Linked DNA regions of Homo sapiens: region 2 is linked to region 1. A link is a loop called in an ENCODE intact Hi-C map of the cell type or tissue named here. Cell type or tissue: IMR-90. All regions are shown on one strand. Links, peaks and the distances in the headings refer to the core of each region. The heading gives the core; the rest is flanking DNA. Region 1 holds the start of DOK6 (docking protein 6). Region 2 overlaps CCDC102B (coiled-coil domain containing 102B).

Region 1 (5,392 bases), core at 72-5,071:
TTTCTTCTACCCAAGAAAAGCCCTTGAAACCTGGCCGAGGATCTGACTCTGGCGCCTGCTCTCTCTCGCCTTGGTGGGGCTCACGGCAGCGCACGTTGGCTCCAGGCTGGAGGAAGGGGGGCGTTGCTGTCACCCAGCTCCGCACTCGCTCTTGCAGCCTCCCAGCCTACTACAGAGCTGCTGAAGTTCCAGAATGGGCCCCTGTTGTCCTTGGGGTACAGTCTGCACCTTTAATGCGAAACCCAGCAGAGGCAGCACCAAGAGTCAAGTCTGCCTTTCCCGTCCTCCTGTCCCCAACACCTGGCGCCGCCAACTCCCGACAAAGCGACTCCTGGTGCTTGGTGATCTGCCCTCTTTCGGGGATTCTACCTTATCTTTCTTCCACTCTCTAACACTACCCTTCTTTTGCTTTCTTTTTTACACAAAAATTAGCAAAGTCCTCCCCTCTTTTTCCCCTTCTCCAAGTTGGAGGATTCATCCAGTCATCAGGGAACACAGGAAAGGTTCTAGCTCAAGGACCCTTTGCCCCGGGAGGCAGGAGCTTGGTAGAACTGGAAGTTGGAGAACAGTGAGGTAGACACAACCAGAGTCTGGAACAGGGGCCCTTTCTTTCCCAGACGAGTTTCCCCTCGCTTTTCTGGACCAGCCAGCCGGGGTCAGCCTCCCAGGCCACCCTACATCGCGCGCTCCCCAGGGACCTCCTGCCCATCCCTCCATCCTCTCTCTCGCGTCCCAAGTCTAGGCTGCTCCCGCCCAGGTGACAGCCCCTCCTGTCCCGCTGCCTCCCGTGAGTCCCTCCTACCGCCTCGTCTGGTCACTAGAATAGTTTTGAACCCTTGGGTTCTACACGGTTTCCCTCCCAAGCCAGGCAGCGCATCTCTCAAGAATAGGGAAAGGTCTCCATCAACTTTGCCGTCACGGAGCAGTGACCGCGGGCGGGCGCGGGGCACACACCTGCCTGCACGCGGGCGCGGGTCCCCGGGTAGGGGAGCACTTGCGGGGCGCGGGAGCCGCCCTCGGCCACGGCGAAGGCGCCCTAAACTACAGCCGGCAGGGACGCGCGGCGCTGGGAGGGCATCAGACGGGAATTTCGAATTGAGCTTGGGAAGCGGAGACCAGAAAATGGTGATTCTAAACACACGCGAGCGTCGCCACACACAGCAGTTCCACCCGAAAGGCGCACACTTTTGAGAACAGACCATCGTGGATAGCACCGCAAAGAAACCTCCTCCAAGGCACGTTCCTCGTTGGAACTGACAACCCCTTTCGTCTACTGACTTCCCCGCACGGTCGAAGACAGCCCGGTGCACTCGAGGATGGGGACTCAGGCGCTCCTGGAGTCCCCAGGTCCGTCTGCGGAGCCCCCCGGCAGGTGTGGGCCCCCACCTGGCCAAGCAACAAGCGGGCCATCCGCCTAAGGGCCGGGTCCCTCTCTGCCCTGTACCCGCACGGGTCACCTCTCCCTGCCCCCCCCCCAGGCAGCCAGCCGGGCCGAACGAGCGCCGGGGAAGGAGCAAGCCGAGCGAGCCACTCACCCCAAGCTTCCTGCTGCGGATTTTCACGTAGCCCTGCTTGACTATGTCGTTAAAGTTGGAGGCCATGGCCAGCGCGATCGGGCTCCTGCGCCCCGCGATCCGCTCTCCGGAGTCGAGAGCCGCCGTCCGCCGCCGGGTCTGCGCGGGTCTCGCATCCAGCCGGCCGCCGCCAGCAGCAGCGCCGCCGCCCGCTCTTCCCCGAGCTCCCGCCGGTGGGGACGCGGGGTCGCCTGCAGGGCCGCCGCGGACGGGGAACGGGGCCCGGCGCCGCGAGCCGCGCCAGCCCTCCGCGTTCTGGCGCTCACCTTCGCTCCCCGCCGCGAGCCCAGCGCCGCGGCCCGCGCCTCCGCCAGCTGCGGGAGCCCCCACCGCGCCGCCGCCCCCGGCAGCACCCACGGGCTGGCGCCTCGCTCGGCGGCGCACAGCTGGCCGGAGCGCACCACCGCGGCTCCCCGGCGCGGGGGGAGGGGGCGGGCCGGGGGGGGCGGGCTGATGCGCCGGCCCCGCTCCCTCCCCCTGGCCCGTGGGGTGGCTGGGCTCGGAGACGCTCGCAAGACGCGCTCCATCCCTCTCCGCGCGGGTGGGAGCGCCTCCGCCGCCGGGCGCCCCGAGGCCCGCTCCCCACCCGGCTCCCCGGTCCCTCAGCGCTCCCCGGGCGCGAGATTCCTAAGGACACGGCGCCTCATTCCCGGGCTCTAAATCTCCACTCGCAAGCTGTGCAGCGGGGAAAGGGCAGTGGGGACACTTCCAACGCGGAAGGCCAGCGGGAGCGAGACACTTATTTCATTGGCCTTGTTTACAGTACATTTTTATTCCCAAGCACTCGCGGCCGTTCCAGGTCTCTGCCCCGTTAGGAAGTGTAAATCGACGCCAGACCCTTCCTGGTGCACACAAAGAGACCAATCGTGCGCATGTGTCTAATCCTCCCGCAGCCTAGAGACAGGCAGGCGGGCGAGGCAGCCGGGCGCCGACGTCCTCTGCTGAAGGAGTGGAGAAGACCGACCGACCCGAGTGGTTGATTTATGCATGCGTTTTCGTTAACTAGGACTGAAAGTGGCTCCTGGCTCTTCTGGGAAAATGGAGAACGTGGTTGTTATCAATGGATACCAATGACTTCCTGAAATGCTCAACTTGTACAAACAAAAAATGAAAAACTTTCTCCCCTTAATGTAGAAACACATGGCATTTTAAAAGTAGGTTTTTCATTATTGTAAAGATGTTTTAATTTTTAGGATTATGTTTTTGTGAAAGATTCGAGGAAAAAGAGCGATGTTGAGTTTTGGCCGGAGGCAACATATGGATTTTTACTATAGGCTAGAACATTTAGTACTTACTTCTAAGGATGTTTCTAATTAGTAAAATGTATAAAGATTGACAATTTTTAAGGTGACTCCTGCAAGAGTTATATTTAGTAAAAGTTCAAAAGATGATGTTTGTTTATTACGGTGAGCAGTATTTTTCCAGGTTCTCATTTAAAATTTCCTACCCCATTTGAAACACAATAATAGAAAGAAAGGAAACTTACTTGAATGAGGTTGTGGGGGGAATGTAAAAACTTGAAGGACAAGGTAGCTCAGTCCAACCAGATGAGCATCCAAGGGAGATTTTTGTCTCATCCTTTGCAGAAATCTCCATCTAGAGCCCGTGTAAACCAATGGAAATTCTTACTTGCTTTAACAGCACACTATTCCTATTCATTCATTAATGTGGGCTAGCCTTTTTTTTTTTTTAAATAAAAAAACCTTCCACCGTGCAAAGTACCAGATGCTGGGGCAGATCAGATACTAAGGATAACATGGTAAAATCCTTTCCGCTGTCACTCTGGAATGGGCCCAAACTCTGACCTTCCCAGAAAATTTGCATAAACTCCCTGGAATGGGCTCAAGCTCTGACCTTCTCAGAAAATTTGCATAAACTCTCTGATAACTCCTTGTAATTCTTTCCTCTAAATACCTGGCACAGCTTGTCTATTCCACCCACTTCTTACTATTTCATACGCTGCATGGCCATTTTTTTTAGAAATGTAAAGACTGCTTTAGGTTTGTAAATGCTTTAAATAAGTGATTTCATTCAGCCCTCTTTGCAACCACATATGTTAAATGTGGTTGCCAGTTACTAGAGGAAATTGAGGCTCACAGACATTCAGTTGCAGAGCCACACGTTTCAAGATTGATTTGAGGTCTACAGTGATTTCTATGACCACTGACTCCTTCTCCTATTTATATAATCATCTGTTTCACAAGTCAATTATCAGTTCTTTGAAGTCAGGGATTAGTTTTGTCTCAGCAACAATCTTAGTGCTTACATAAGTAACAGGTGTGATCAATAATCGTAGCTTTTAATGATTATGTATGTGATCACTGTGCCTACATTCATGTTTATCAACGTCTTTGTAACACCCTAGCATGACTTCAATATTCTCATTTATCTTTTATTTTTAAATTTGTGATACAGCAATTTTTATGTATGTGTGTCCCTCTTTTTATGATCTTTATTTGCTTCTTGAAAGCAGTAGGTTATCTGTCATGTAAATTTTCCCAGTTCTGGATTTGGTTGCATAGCATCAATTAAATATGTTCACCCAAGTCCCATGTTTCCTACTAATGTGACTTAGAAACTTACCTGCATTCTCCTTTTTTTCAAAATAATTAATAAAAGATGCTGTGTATATTCTACTGAATCATACCAAAGGAACAAAATATCTAGCTGTCCAATTGATTAGAAGATTAAAGTGTTGTCAACACTCATCCATACATTATAAAATTATAAAATATAAATTATATGAAATTGTAGAATTATAAAATTCTCCACCAACCTTCCAACTAGTGGTTTTTGCAGCCACTGATGATCATTGCTTAGATACATTATTTCATTAGGGATTGCAAAGTTGTGATTTTCTAATTTATCTTTATTCTTGAGTTTATGAGTATATACCCTCTTCTAAAAAACAAACACATAAACAAAAGTTCTTTCCCTCACAAATTAGAGAATTCCCCTGAAATAGACACCCTATAAGAAAGGCAGGCTTGATTCTTAACCATTATTATCCATGTTTTAGAAATCTTGAATGGGTTCTAGCAAACTAAAAATGAATCCCTGCTCCCTTTGGAATATCATTTTCAAAAATGCAGTTTTGTATATTTGATGTATTTCAGGGCGTCACAGTCATTATTCTTTTTGGTGTCTGAACTACCCCATCTTAGGTGAGAAGGAGCTGCTTCCATAGACATTTTTGCATTTTGAACAGGTAACCATGAACTTTACTGGCCTGGCTGTGATCAATAACAAGGTATCCCATGCTTATCTAATACATTTCCAACTGCAGACCTGGAATTCATTATTTCATTTGGAACCTTCATTTGTTTTAATGAGAAATGAAATTCATTTCCCATAATTTGGTTGCTAGTGGTGTTTTTTTGCTACTAGTTTTATGCTTTTCAGTTATAAAGCAAGGAATCTTTTTTTTTAATTTCAGAAATATATATTAAAAGAAAAAATGCTCACTTTCAAAGGATATTTTCAATTCAAATTAATGTTGACATATTCCATATTTAAGGATCGCTTCTTTTCCTTTGAGATACTCACTATGCGAAATATTTACAAGTTTCCAAAGTCAGACATATCAAATAAGGCACGTTGAGAGATATAGCTCTCATTTCTTTCCCTTCCTCTCTTTGTAAGAAACAATTTTTATTAGTTTTTGGTTTGCCCTTTCACTGCTTTTTTTTTTTTTTTTTGACAATATAAGGAAAGACATATATGGGTACCTATTTTTGTCTTTCTTACAAAAAAAAAAAGAAAAGCATACTATTCAACATTTTATTACTCCAGTAGGCAGCCTCTAAATTGGGCCCTAA
Region 2 (5,392 bases), core at 109-5,108, 550 kb after region 1:
AAATATCATGCTGCTTGGTGGTGTACAATGAATTTAATAGGTCAACAGTGGTGGTAAATAGACCTGGAAGGAAAAGGCAAGGAGATGATAGTGGCCCTGTCCGGGGAAGTAGCAAGGATGGAAAGAATGATGTGAGATCCAGTTTGGAGGCAGAGTCGATAAGATACATTAATATTTATAGTCACTTCTATGGAATAATTTTTTAAGCCACAGGAATAGCAATAAGAGGCAATGTTTCAAAATTAGCAGTAAGCTCAGAACTGCGCTAATATTCCACCATACACCTATTTCTAATAACTATCTTCAAGGACCTTGCCTTGATGTACGCAGAATAGCTCCTATATGCCATATGTTTTAAAAAGATAAGGTGTGAGTACAGAATTTTAGCTACATACCACTAGTAATTCTAATTTTCTATTTTCTCCCAAATCAGAAAGGTATTTTGAGGTGTTTAAAATAAGGCTTCAATGTAAGCCATAAAGGGGCCCAACAATGCCTGTGTCTCTGAAAGTATTTATAAATATTTATGAAATAATATTATAAATTATAAGCTACTAGGCACATTGTTATGATCACAAAAAGATGACTTATTAAGAAAATATATTAGAACATTCCAAGCAAATGCTCACAATGTTCAAAGAAAATTAAAAGTTACTTTTTAAAAATTTTTTACCTTGAGACTAATTTTTAAATGTTAGCAAGTATTCTCACATGTGGCAAAGAATCTCTTCCATTATGGAAAGAATCAGAGTCACTGACTGTTAAAATGAGGTGCCAGAATTATGAGTAATCAATGTTACCTACATGAATGTTTGATCCTCTAGACCATGAAATTTCATAAATGATCCTTTCCACACACTCAGAATTCATAATTTAATTCTGAATCAATATAGACAGACTTGCAAAGGAAAAGCTGAGTAAGTATTAAATTCAGCATGGAAACAGCACTTTGGATATAATTACCTCTACTATGCATTGTCTTGGTTGTATTTTAAACACTTAGATTTTACAATTAAATTCTTATCTTTTCTCTTCTCTATATGTGTCAGTAATTGAAGAATGATTTCCCTCTAAAAGCACACCAGACTTTCAAATGCATTTTTACAATTCTAGGTCTATTAAGCACATCTGTTTCCAACTTTAACAATTGCTAATCTTTCCATCAGCAGTTCTTAGACAGGCATGTATTTGCTTTTAACATTTTAGGCATCTACAACAGAAATTACACTTGTATTCAAACATTCATAGAGATGATGAGCTACGATAAATGCAAAGGTCATTATCAGAATTGTTGAGGAAAAAGGGAGTAAGAAAGAATAATTTACATGAAATTTTAAAGAATGAATCATGACACACCTTCTGATTGTCAATCAACTGTACGGAGACTTTGAATATTTTACTCTTATACTTGTGCTACAATACTATTTCTAAATATAGCCTAAAATTCTTGTCTGTTATAACCCATTATAAGAAATGATTAAACAAAGAATATATAAATAATTAAACTCATTCTAAGTAGTATTGTTTGTTTAGTTTTTAAACATTTTTAAAAATTTCACCTTATTTTATAAAAATAATTTAAACATATGTATATAACACATTTATTCAAAAAAACATAAGAACATCAGAAATGTATGTTAGGAATGAAAAGACATATTTTTAAAAAATTTCCATATAAATAATTCAAACAATGTTTCATCTTTATATTTATAAATTTTCAATGTCTACAAAATTTTACATTCACTGCCTTCATTATTCAACTTTGTGGTTCATTTAACTGAAATATGCACTCAAAAGACAAATTTTTCACAATTTTGAGGTTTCTCCTGTTCTGAAACCCTATCAGCATTTTATCTACCAAAAGCATCATATATGTATTAATACATATTTCTGAATGGTCATCAGATCCACCTTACACTGTATAATGTCATACTTTTATTTTTTCTCTCACTTACTTTGCTACCAAAAGTCATATTTGAATATAAAACATTAAACCTTTTCAGATACACATATTGCTTTTTAAACCAACTCAAAAACTTGACTTTTTCAGTATATTTGCTACATAAATGTTACTCAAATAAAGGTTTATGAAACTAAGAGGAAGATTAACAAGTCTGTGCTGCACACTAGTGGCAAGAGGTAGTAAATGCATTCTTTTTTTTACTTAAATTTTACACTAATTGCATCTTAAATATTAGCTTTTTCAGTCAAAATTCGAACCCATTATATTATAGAGCACATAAACACACATTCTAAACATAATGTGTTTTTGTGTCATGAACTATTTTTCCACTATACATCAATGTATTGTGAACGCCATACCCAGAGAGGTTCCTGTGCATAGAAATACTATGGATCCGTATATCCATGTATATGTTTGTGCACAGACGTATACATGTGCATACCTTATACTTATATTGCACACACACCCACTAAATGTTAACTCATGTAAAAATAGTCATTATTTTGCCCATTATTTTTCTTTTCTTTACTCATTATTCTTTCCCACACACTTATGTAATACCATGCTTTAATACACATAACATGTAAAATATTACTCAAATAATAAATGGTAATAAATCATCGAAATGGGAAACGTTCATGATGGCATTTTATTGATGAAAATGCAAAAGAAAAGTACCCTGGCAAGTGGCTGATCCCAAATAACTACAATGTCGATATGAAAAGAACCTCAATATGCCTGAGATAAATTGATATTATCAGGCTGCTTCATGAAAGAATAAGATAAAGTCATTTATGATAGATGGTGTGCTATCAGAGGATATCTTTAACCATCCCCTCTAATGTGCCTAGAATGGGTATTAATTGTGTCATGTAGCTCATCATTAACCATTTAACTATCAATATGGATATCAAAACATCATTTTTATATCTTAAATATATAGAATAAGATTTTTGAAAATAAATAATGACCAATATAAAACTGACACAAATGTGTAAATAAAAACAAGATGTCATAGAGTCTGAATTTGACCAAGCCCACTATTGACAAGTGATTTCAAGTATTACTCTTATAGAGGAAATTCCAATTTTTAACCTCCCTTCCTCTTATCTGTTGTGCCTTTCTGCCCACATGCTTACATATCCAAAGAAAGAAAAAGCTAGGCTTCATTTCTTCCTTTACATCATATTCCCCCATACCTCTTTCACATTTTTTGGCTTTGATTCTTTCAGTTCTTCATACTTCCACTTCCACAGAGACAAAGCCGACTCCAGTCTCTCTATTTCTTTTTCCAAAGCTGTGCGCATTCTAAATAATTTAAGAATTAAAAGAAAAAAAGTCGGCTTCAATTTTAAAATACTTTCAAGGATGCATTCAATTTTATAGGCATTTTCCTAATTTTTGATATTTGTAACTGATCATCTTAATGAGAGAAAACATTTTGCAACTCATTAAAAATTATAAATATTGAATAAAAGTATTTTAGTTTATTATTCTGACAATTAACTTTACAGTAGATTACATATATTTAATTTGGCTTTGCCAGTATTGACATTCTGCTTGCTTTCTTCTGTGTATTTCATGCTTGCCTCTCAATTCCTTTCACTCATAATATTCTCTTACATAGGAGGATATATATGTTTCTAATTTTAACATGGAATTCTATCCATCTTCATATTGTGGCTATTATGTGAATGAAAAAAATCATTTGAAATGACCCAGAATTCCAACAAGCCACCTAACAATCTTAAAAAATAGTCATTTACTGGGGATCTAAAAATAATTTTAAATATTTCAAATTTGATTGTAATAAAGAAATTTCACTGGGATCCTTATTTAAATTATTCTAAAGGACTGAAATTAATTTCTCTATTTGTAGAACTAGCAACAGAACTAGGATAAAAACTTAGTCCTTTAATACACCAACCACTGGATTTTTGTTTGTTTGTTTTGCCCACAATGTCTGAGTCATTGATAATTGTTTTATTTCTGGTTGTAATGAACATATATTGACCTTTGAAGCTGGCCTGTTCTTATCTGTAAGGTAGATTTGATTACTATTCAAAAATACTCATTGATATTCCTCCATTTCCACGGACAGAGTTGTTTTCCTCATTCCTCAATTCTAGGATTTGACAATGAGATATTAGCAGAGATGATAGAAACAAAAATTTGAAAACAACTTATATGTTTGAGCTCCAGGTAAATACACTTTGATTGTTATATGACACTGAGATTTTGTGATTGTTAGTTACATACTTACTGTATTCATAATTAACTAATATACGGATCTATTTCAGTGATATTAAATGTCACTAGAAAGATCTTAGAAACATATTCACAGAGCTAGAAAATGCATGCAGAATCAATATTGAATGTCATTTACATATTTATAAGAAAAATGATTCTTCCTGGTAACAATACTATGATAATTCAAAGTAGTGTTAGGCTGTAAATATATTAGTTTAATTCAATCAAATGGAGAAGCAGCCTATTAAAAAGTTATATAATTATATTTACATAAATCAAGCCACAAAATTGAAAGAGGATATAAAAGAATTAGTTAGAGCTTAGCTTAACCTCAAAAGACATAGGTTGCAAAAAAATGGTGCAAAGCACCACTTATAGGACTCTGATCCGGAATCCCTTATTAACATAGCAAATATATTAAACAAAATTAACAAACAAAGAGACTCAACTTGAAAGTTTAGGTCTTCTGAACACTGAATATGAATGTTTATAATCCAGATTAACCACAGCGGTCACAATTTCAGATAGAAAAGTAAACCTAGCCAGCTGAGGACACCCAAGTTGCTTATAATGATATAATTTTTGTTTTACTACTTGCGTTTGAGATGATGAGAGGAAAATAATTAAATAGAGAAATAATAAATCAGTAAGTATTAGTATTTTGTGTTAGATTTAGAAAGTATATGTACAAATCATCATATGGTGAAATATATTGCATATCTAACATTTGAGTGCATTTTAAGTTTTGGGTGATAAAATAGAATATTTAAAAGATATTGAGTATTGACTTAGACCTGTGAATTTACATTGAAAATTATAATAAAATTGTACTAAGTTTGTAACTTCATTGGAATGTTTAAGATAAGAATCACCATATTTATAATTTTAATTTTTTAGATTTTCTTGTGTAGGATGTGGGAATGTCTTGTCAGTAACTGAAAAACTGAAAAAGCAAATGGCATATGTTAAATTAATAAAATATTTTTATAAAAGATTTTAATTAACTGCATTTGTGTAATGAAGCATATATTTATGTTCCTCCTTAAAATTAATTTTGAGAATTATTTTATTTATAATAGAATGGAAACATACTTGAAAAATACCTAGAGTTAAAATCATACATGTTGAGAAATCAAATGTCTGCTTTTGATATTATACTTTAATGAATCAAATGATAAG

Evidence for each region. A loop is a pair of places that touch in the nucleus more often than their neighbours do. Peaks named below come from ENCODE experiments on the same cell type or tissue, not always from the same donor. Only the 100,000 strongest peaks of a DNase experiment are listed, where the experiment ranks them.
Region 2: a loop joins it to region 1, with 4 times the contacts of the local background. A loop is called at or near these places in 5 of 110 quality-filtered maps.

What each region holds. Positions count from the first base shown.
Region 1 is chr18:69,397,454-69,402,845 of GRCh38, reverse strand. DOK6 (docking protein 6) reads right to left here and starts at 1,958. Exons shown (of 8, transcript NM_152721.6): 1 at 1,536-1,958. The coding sequence starts at 1,601. In IMR-90, for the core only: no CTCF peak of the experiment used is centred there; a DNase peak (open chromatin) is centred at 2,435; H3K4me3 peaks cover 1,951 bases; H3K27ac peaks cover 817 bases; H3K27me3 peaks cover 692 bases.
Region 2 is chr18:68,844,192-68,849,583 of GRCh38, reverse strand. CCDC102B (coiled-coil domain containing 102B) reads right to left here. Exons shown (of 8, transcript NM_024781.3): 4 at 3,163-3,271. Among named protein-coding and RNA genes, the nearest start is that of CCDC102B, 49 kb to the right of the region's middle. In IMR-90, for the core only: a CTCF peak has its summit at 2,129; a DNase peak (open chromatin) is centred at 2,103.